Linked DNA regions of Homo sapiens: region 2 is linked to region 1. A link is an interaction called in ENCODE POLR2A ChIA-PET data of the cell type or tissue named here. Cell type or tissue: GM12878. All regions are shown on one strand. Each heading gives the region's core, and the rest is flanking DNA. Links, peaks and the distances in the headings are about the cores only. Region 1 overlaps LLPH (LLP homolog, long-term synaptic facilitation factor). Region 2 overlaps GRIP1 (glutamate receptor interacting protein 1).

Region 1 (4,400 bases), core at 165-4,164:
CTACTTAGCAGTTGCATGACTTTGGGTAAATTTAGTTAACCTTTCAAACTGTTTTCTCATCTGAAAATAGGGATAATTAAAGTATTGATCCCACAGTGTTTTAAAGATTAAATAATATACATAAAGCATTTAAGAGAGTACGCATTCTCTAAATGTTGGCTGTTGGGTTATTTTTACTGCTTGCCTACCAAATTAAGCTTATTTGGCAACACATTGTATTTTCTCCCCTGCTCTAAAATAACTGCAAAAGACTCTTGGCATTCAACTGCGGAAAATTTAGGGTTTTGTAAGCAGGCCCAAAAGTGGCCCTGGGCCTCCTGGCTACCTGACAGTCCTCTGGAAACAGCAGAGTGACCTTTGACCTGATGTAAGTATTTAACAGTCCCACCTCACCCCTAAACATTTCCTTGTAAAATTGGTATGTGTCTACTGCAACAGTGTTTTTATTAATACATGCAGGCAAATAGAGGGAAAAAGACATATATTTTGTGTTTAGCACAAATTTGAATCACTCTGCCAGATGGCATCAGAAGTTAGTCACTTAACTAGTAAGATTAGCCAACAGCTTAGCATCTGCATTTCTATTGTAGTATTTATAAATTTGGCAATGCCTTAGATTCCTCCCAATTTTATGTTGTGGTCAGCACTTCCCTAAATTACACATTGCTGCCCCTCACCATCACCACCAGTCCATTTCAGATATTTGATTCAAGTCATTTATAGCTATTTTTCTTCTCCAACTCTTAAGCCATATTCCAGAAACACGGATCCAAATTTTGAAAATATCTGAATTTCCTAATAAGCAAATATATACTGCTGCATCCTTATTTGATGTAGCATGTGAATTACATAGTGGGAAGAGATATCTACACTAATGTGACAGTAGAAAATAGGATGTGGTCAAAACCACTACTTGATTCTACCTTAGAGCTTCAACTGCAGTTTGCATTTCTTCTCTGATTAGTACCTTGGGCAACTACTGATCATGGCCTACACCTTCCCCTTTTGGATTGGTCAGCCCATTCCTAATGAAGTGTCACCTGAGGAAATCCAGTCTGCCTTAGGCCTAGAGATTTGAGGAGGGTTCTGTACATCATTATTCTACTTAAACCTGCTCTTTATCTGATCCTGAGCCCACATGAACCCAATCTATCACAGGTTGACCCAAAAATAGGTATTCTATCCTAAAATCACCTTTCTCTCTTAGCAAGAGTTTGCACATCCTTGAGAGGCAGAATGGCATTGTAAGAGTATAGGCTCTAGAGCCACACTGCCTAAATTTGAATCCCAGATTTCAGTTTTAGTTGTATGGCCTGTGTGCCTCAGTTTCCCCATGTGTAAACAGAGATTACATTAGTACCAAACTCAGATAACATTAGTACCAAACTCATGAGATTGCTGGGCAGATTAAATGAGTTAATACTTGAAGCAGTTTTGATCATCTTTAAATTATATTTTGATTTCAGACTTAATTTCTTAAAACACAAAAAGTGTTACATTCAATTCCTAATGTGATTTAGCTCACTCAATCTAATTCCAAAATGATTTGGTGCTTAGCTTGAGCTCCATCTTGTGGCTTTACAGCAATTCTCTGGAAAATGTCAGTCAAAAAGATGACAAATTTCAAAAAAATAAGCTAATTATTTAAAAGATAAAAGGACTATGCTATACTTCTCGATTTGTAATCTTTAAAAATAAAGTGCCAAAGATGTGACCATACCCCTGCACTAATTTTGAAATGCTAGTCTAAATTTCCTGCCAATATTTGGAGGTGGGGAGAATCTTGCTGGTAGTGTTCAGGAACTCAGTGCCTTAGAGGGTACTGACAACACTGTGTCAGTAAACTTCTCTTCAGCAGTCGCCTTTCCAGAGGCCATGTGACACTTGAGAACATGATTCCCAAATATGTTTTCTGGTAATGGTGCTTTGATTTTTGATTTTGTTAACTTTCAAGTTAAATCCTGAATGGACAAACTTCATGACTGGACACAATGAAGTGAAAATCCTAACATCAGAGAGGCTCTGGATGAAAGCTCAAAGCTACTATCAACAGAATCAAATTAGAGGTTATCAGCCACAGAAAACATGAACATAACCCTGGCATTGGTCTCTACCTGACAATGCTGCCAAAATGTAAATAAGTGCCAACTGTGTAATATCACGAATGTAGACTTTTTTTTTTTTTTTTTTTGAGATGGAGTTTCGCTCTTCTTGCTCAGGCTGGAGTGCAATGGTGTGGTCTTGACTCACTGCAACCTCTGCCTCCCAGGTTCAAGCGATTCTCCTTCCTCAGCCTCCCAAGTAGCTGGGATTACAGGCACCTGCCACCATGCCCAGCTAACTTTGTATTTTTAGTAGAGACAGGGTTTCACCATGTTGGTCAGGCTGGTCTCAAACTCCTGACCTCAGGTGATCCATCTGCCTCAGCCTCCCAAATTGTTAGAATTTGGTGCCTGGCCCCCTTTTCCAAAAATCATAAAAAATGTCTACATTAGGCCGGGTGTGGTGGCTCACGCATGTAATCCCACCACTTTGGGAGGCTGGGGCAGGTGGATTACTTGAGTCCAGGAGTTTGAGACCAGCCTGGGCAACATGGCGAAACCCTGTCTCTACAAAAATACAAAAATTAGCTGGGCGTGGTGGCACCCACCTGTAGTCCCAGCTACTGGGGAGGCTGAGGTGGGAGAATCGCTTCAGCCTGGGAGGTGGAGGTTGCAGCGGAGCCACACTTGTGCCAATCACTCCAGCCTGGGTGACAGAGTGAGACCCCATCTCAAAAAAAAAAAAAAAAAAAACATAAATAATTCAGCTACTGTATTTAGGCTGATATTGTCAGTGGCTTAACTGGTTGTTTGCAATTTTTTTTATTTTATGAATAAAAATGTACATATTCACTTTTCCCTCACAAATGCTAGTGTTATTCATACCTACACCAAAGGCAACAAAGATCATGAATGACATCTTTCAATTCATATCTTTCTTAGCTGTTAAGAAATTTTAAGCATTTAAAGTTATCTACCAACTTTTCAATAAACTATTGAGAAAAATAAGAAAAGTCTACTATATTTAAACAATTCCAAGAGTTTACTGGCATCAAATTTTATAAGCTTAAATTTTCTGAAACATTTGGGTCATGTCCTCTTTATTACAATACATGTCCATGTATTGTGCCCCAATTTAGCAGTGTGCCTGGCACAAAGTTTGTGACCTCATGACCAAGTGGCCTTATTCTATTTCACATTTTACTTGAGTTCTCCTGGGAAGTTAACATCTTCTTCTAAACAGATACACAGCTCTCAGCCCTATGAGAGCAGAAATCTTATCTTATTCAATCTGTCCCAAGCATCTGGAAAGTCCCTGGCCCACATACTAGGCACTCAGTAAGTATTTGGTTGTTCCAGTTAACATATGAGATGGTTAATCTGATTATAGTGAAATTCAGAGGGAATGCTAAGTTTAGATTGCTTAACTAAAAGTAAAATAAAAATGAATTTAGCAAACTGTAGTAAGACAGATTTAACTAAAAATCATTTCTCAGAAAACTAGTTTCAAAGAGTAGACGCTAAACAGGTTTCTTTGCTGCTGGAACCCTGTAGGACTATTCTAATCCTAAACTAAAATCTTTTGTAAATCTTCAAGTATGTAGCATTTCCCAAATCGATGTGAACACAATTTATTTTTTTTAACCAAGCATCCAGAGGAAACTGATACTGAAGAACACACTCCGGGGAATGCTGCATGATACTATATTAGGCCACACAATATTAACACTAAAGAACATTAAATCAGTTTCCATGAAAAACCTGAAATGTTCTAATTTCCTAAAAAGCATACTGATTTGTATATGTTAATATTCTACCTAAAATTAAGATAAGAAAACATTTAATTGAAATCTGGTCTTCTCTAGGACTAAAAAACCTTAAGCATACATGAAAGAAAAAAAAATCAGACTTGAAGATCTACACACAAAATATCTTTTATTCTGTGGAATCAAAGCTCCACACAAGTACTTTATAAGATCCATTATTTTTTTTTTTTTTGAGACAGAGTCCTACTCCATTGCCCAGGGTGGAGTGCAGTGGGGCAATCTTGGCTCACTGCAACCTCCATCTCCTGGGTTCAAGCAATTATCCTGCCTCAGCCTCCCGAGTAGCTGGAACTACAGGTGCGCGCCCCCATGCCCGGCTAATTTTGTATTTTTAGTAGAGATGGGGTTTCACTGTATTAGCCAGGCTAGTCTCGAACTGACCTCGTGATCCACCTGCCTCGGCCTCCCAAAGTGCTGGGATTACAGGTGTGAGCCACCATGCCCAGCCCTAATGTAGTATTTTTAAATGATATGATTATACAACAACTTTCTTTAAAATCTAAGTTCACAAAAATTTGTCAGTACATCATCT
Region 2 (4,400 bases), core at 319-4,318, 510 kb after region 1:
TAACCTGCCACTGGCTGCTGGGCCATCATCTGCCCTACAAAGCATTATGACAGCTGTACTCATTCCTTTGATGAAGAATACTTAGATGTTCTTTCTCATCAGTCAAGGTAGCTCACACTCACTTTACAAATACTATATTACTATTGGCTCTTCATCAGATGATTTCTTTGTGGTAGATTCCGGTGCCTATCCTTAAGATGTTTCTGTACTGCTAAGGAGACTGCAATCCTGAAATTCAACACAACAACCAAGTCTACCAAATCTCTGGCAGGACTACCAAACAGACTCCTAATTGATTTCCCTGATTCTTCTTCATTTCATCAGAGCTCAGTACACAAAACAAAGTGAAAATATCAGTTCACTTTCTCATTCACTCATTAATTCAGCAAATATCCACAGTATGTATTGAATATTTTCCATGTGTCAAGTATATGTCTGACAAGTGTCAAAGCTGACTGTAGCAGTTCTCACAGTGTAGTTGGGGAGGGTGAGTAAGTTACTGTAGTGGACGAGTAATATTCTTGTCTAATTAGCATCCATTTCTCCCTTTTCTTCTAATAGTATCTGGATTTATCTGAGGATACGTCTTTCCCCAAGTCAGCCCCATGCCATTTGAGTGGAGCTGATTTTCCCTGCAGATTTGAAGAAGGGGTTGCAGAGACCTAGTTCTAGTCAATCAGAACACTGGATCCCCTGGGTGTAGTGACTGGTTCAGAGTCGGGGAGTCATTCCCTCAGACATAGCAGGACTCGACTTGAGGCCCTTTGTTGGAAATTTTACAAAGGAAGAAAATCTCCTTCTGCTAGTCTTGGAGCTGGGATTGTGTAAGGGCTCCCTGGGGAGAAGCCTGCCTGCCTGGGAATGAGGGTGAGAGGGAGGGAGAGCCTGAGAGGGCTGGAGAGCAGGAGTGTGAGGAGGAGGCTAGGGGAGAAAGGGAGAAAGGAAAGAGATTTGTTTGTGAATTCCAATACTTGATCATTTAGATCTAGTTGTGCCCAGAGCTGTAAGGACGATGACAGAAGCACTAACAAACCACAAAATAAGCATCGAGGAGAAATCCCCCAACTCTGCTTGGAGCAGCTGGGGAAAGCCATAGCCACCTGGCACCTGCCCATCCTTCACTATTCTTCAAATGTCATCTCTTCAGAGCAGGCTTTCTCTAGATCCCTTATTTGTTCTAAATAGATTGTGAGCTCACAGATACCAGAGAACATGGCTTGGTAATTTTATATCTCTAGAGCTCATCACTGTGCCTGTTAGAGGGAATATACATTATGCCTTCAATAAAAATTCCTTGAGTTCCCCTGTGTACCTAGGCCTCCAGTGAAAGCAGGGGTCTGAACAGGACCCTAACACTGCCCTGCTTTCAAGGGATTTCCCGTACTAACATGTACAAGGAACCAGCCTTCAGCAGGAAATCTAAACTAGCTTGTTCCTTTTCTCATTTTCCCTCCTCCTCTCCTGCTTCCTCCAGCCCTTTTAGTCCTGTTAACCCCTCATCAGAGTTTAATACAAACATCACCATGCCACTTCTCTGAAAGCTTTGCCAATTTAGGCCTAGTTTTCCTTGTTGTGTATTCGCAAAATTTCTTGTAATTTTCCTTCATATAAATCAGGGCACCTCTCCACCAGGGGTGAATTTGCTCCTTTCCTGAGATTATGTGACAACATCTGGAGATATTTTTGATTGTCACAACTGGGGAAGAGGTTGCTGTTGGCACCTAGTGGTTAGAGGCCGGGGACGCTGCTAAACACCCAGCAATGCCCAGAACAGCTCCCACAGCAAAGAATGATCCGGCCCAAAATGTCAATAGGGCTGAAGTTAAGCACCCCTTATATAAATAATCACAGTTTAGAGTTAGGCATCTATTTTTTACCCCACCAAACTATGAATTCCAAAAGGGCAGGGACTAAGTCTGTTTTGCACCATTGTACTTCCACACACTCACAAGTAGTAGCTACTCAACAATCATTTTTAAATGCTATCATTAAAGGAATGTTAAATCTATTCTCTGAAACACAATACACCATTCAGGTAATTTTTCCTTCTTTATTGCAAGTATGCATATTAGCATGCAAAATTTAATTCTCTGTTTTCATTTATCATATTCTAGAAACAAAAGTTCTGAATTGTATGGCTGGATTTTGGTGTAATTGAGGAGGCTCTATTCCACAAGAAAATATTTGTTTTAGTACATTAGGATATTCTTGGGAAGTTGACAAGACATATTAAAATGAATGAGCCTGGCTGGAGCAGTCCCTCACACTTTGCAGCACATAGTGCTGACAAGCCTTAACGACACAAATGGCATGAAGCCTAACACATGTGATGACCAGCATTTCACAGAGTTATCAGAGTGGCACTGTCATGTTCCTGAAGCAAAAGGTGATACAAGCTCCTATACTTCATCTCCGCTCCCTAATAACAATAAGCTTGGATTCCACTGAGCCATGTCTTCGATGACTGGTAGTTCTAAAGCCTCTAATTATAATCTTGAGTCGTAATATTTGCTTTAAAGCTTTAACTCAAGTGAACATTCAAATGTAATTTTTCCACAGAAGTCAATTTCTGGAAGGGACACAATGTAAAAACACAGGGAAAAGAACGTGGTTAATTATTAAACCAAATCTGAAACAATGTACTAAAATAACACTTAAAAGCATGTTACAAACCACACTGGACCTACTTTCATCCAGAAATGTTTGCTTTCTCCATGAGGGAGTGAATTCTTTAAATATACATAGAGCCTTCATTTGAAAGAATACTAACCCATTCATCTATTACATTCCCATGTTGAAATTTTGTGTGAGAAAATATGTCAAGATTCTAGTTTCATATAGCTTAATTTTACCTTAAAAAGACCCACAAGCCAGTTTTGGTTCTTGTTGTTTTTCCTGAAAGTCTTTGAATCTCGGGTTTTTACTCTATTAAGTATAGGCCAGGGCTTGGGGGCCTTTACACACTTTTTTTTTAAATAATAAATTTTGCAGCTACAATATCCAAGGCTCTTTCTACTAGGTATTGAAGAGAATATAAAAAAATTCAGAGCTGGGTGTGGTGGCTCACACCTGTAATCCCAGCACTTTGGGAGGCTGAGACAGGCAGATCACTGGAGGCCAGGAGTTTGAGGCCAGCCTGGGCAACATGGTGAAACCCTGTCTCTACTAAAAATACAAAATTATCTGGGCATGGTGGTGCATACCTGTAATCCCAGGTACTTAGGAGGCTGAGGCACGAGACTCCTTGAACCTGGGAGGCAGAGGTTGAACCAGGATCAAGCCACCACACTCCAGCCCGGGCAACAGAGCGAGACTCTGTGTCAAGGAAAAAAAAAAAAATCAGAATCCCTGTCCTCAAATCCCAACTCTCAGTCTCTCTGGATGTGGACTTTTTCCTCTGGTCTCTTCCCTCAAGGGGCTTAAGTTCTTATGGGGCAAAAAACATGGACTTTAGAGCTTGATTTGTATAAAAATTTTTTTGAGTGAAAGAATGAATCGCATTTGCCAGGTGAGAAAAGTAAGTCTTGGAGAAGTTAGTTGAAAACAGTTTAAAATGGAGTCTATCTTCCTGGGTGTCTTAAAGGCCATACATTCAAAAGTTAGCTGTGCTATCATTATGAGACTGTCTATGAGGGCATGGACATGAGGGCAGTGAGCAGAGACTCAGAGTGGTTCAGTTACTCTCTTATGAATCAAAGCAATAGTCTGCTTCTGCATCTTATCACATTTTCAGTGCAATAAAAGATGTTTTCAAATAGGTGAAAGCCTCTATTGAAGAACTGTCTATTCTTAGGATTTTACTGAGATTACATTGTAGAGAAGAAATAGCCAGAAAGCATTTCTGCAAAACTAAATCTCCACGTTTGTTGGCTATATTTATTGGGATAATTTTAGTAATAATAGATGAGAAAAATAAAACTTTTTTTTTTTGGAGACAGAATTTCACTCTTATCCCCCAGGCTGGAGTGCAGTGGCATGATCTCCACTCACTGCAACCTCCGCCTCCCAGGTTCAAACGATTCTCCTGCCTCAGCCAACCAAGAGTAGCTGGGATTACAGGTGCCTGCCACCATGCCCGGCTAATTTTTGTATTTATAGTAGAGAAGGGGTTTCACCATGTTGGCCAGGCTGGTCTTGAACTCCTGACCTCAAGTGATCTGCCTGTCTTGGCCTCCCAAAGTGCTAGGATTACAGGCATGAGCCATCGCGCCTGGCTAAAACTTTCTATTACTCCAATGACAGTAAGCAAATCAGGAAAGCTAATATTTTCTTGGGCATGGGCTTGATTGAAAAAAACCGCTGAAGCTGGCGTTATTTCTTATTGATTTTTGTTTCCCACAGAGCATCTTGTACATTATAGGCACTTGATAAATATTTGTTCATTGGCTCTGCTTACTGCT

Evidence for each region. ChIA-PET counts read pairs that join two places held together with the same protein. Peaks named below come from ENCODE experiments on the same cell type or tissue, not always from the same donor. Only the 100,000 strongest peaks of a DNase experiment are listed, where the experiment ranks them.
Region 2: POLR2A ChIA-PET joins it to region 1 with 5 read pairs; 2 of 35 experiments call an interaction of 5 or more read pairs at or near these places.

What each region holds. Positions count from the first base shown.
Region 1 is chr12:66,119,109-66,123,508 of GRCh38, forward strand. It overlaps LLPH (LLP homolog, long-term synaptic facilitation factor), which reads right to left. Exons shown (of 3, transcript NM_032338.4): 3 at 1-4,400. Among named protein-coding and RNA genes, the nearest start is that of LLPH, 9.4 kb to the right of the region's middle. In GM12878, for the core only: no CTCF peak of the experiment used is centred there; no DNase peak of the experiment used is centred there.
Region 2 is chr12:66,627,022-66,631,421 of GRCh38, forward strand. The region is part of intron 1 of GRIP1 (glutamate receptor interacting protein 1); the gene reads right to left. Among named protein-coding and RNA genes, the nearest start is that of GRIP1, 50 kb to the right of the region's middle. RefSeq lists an enhancer at 1,154-1,293. In GM12878, for the core only: no CTCF peak of the experiment used is centred there; no DNase peak of the experiment used is centred there; H3K27ac peaks cover 1,569 bases.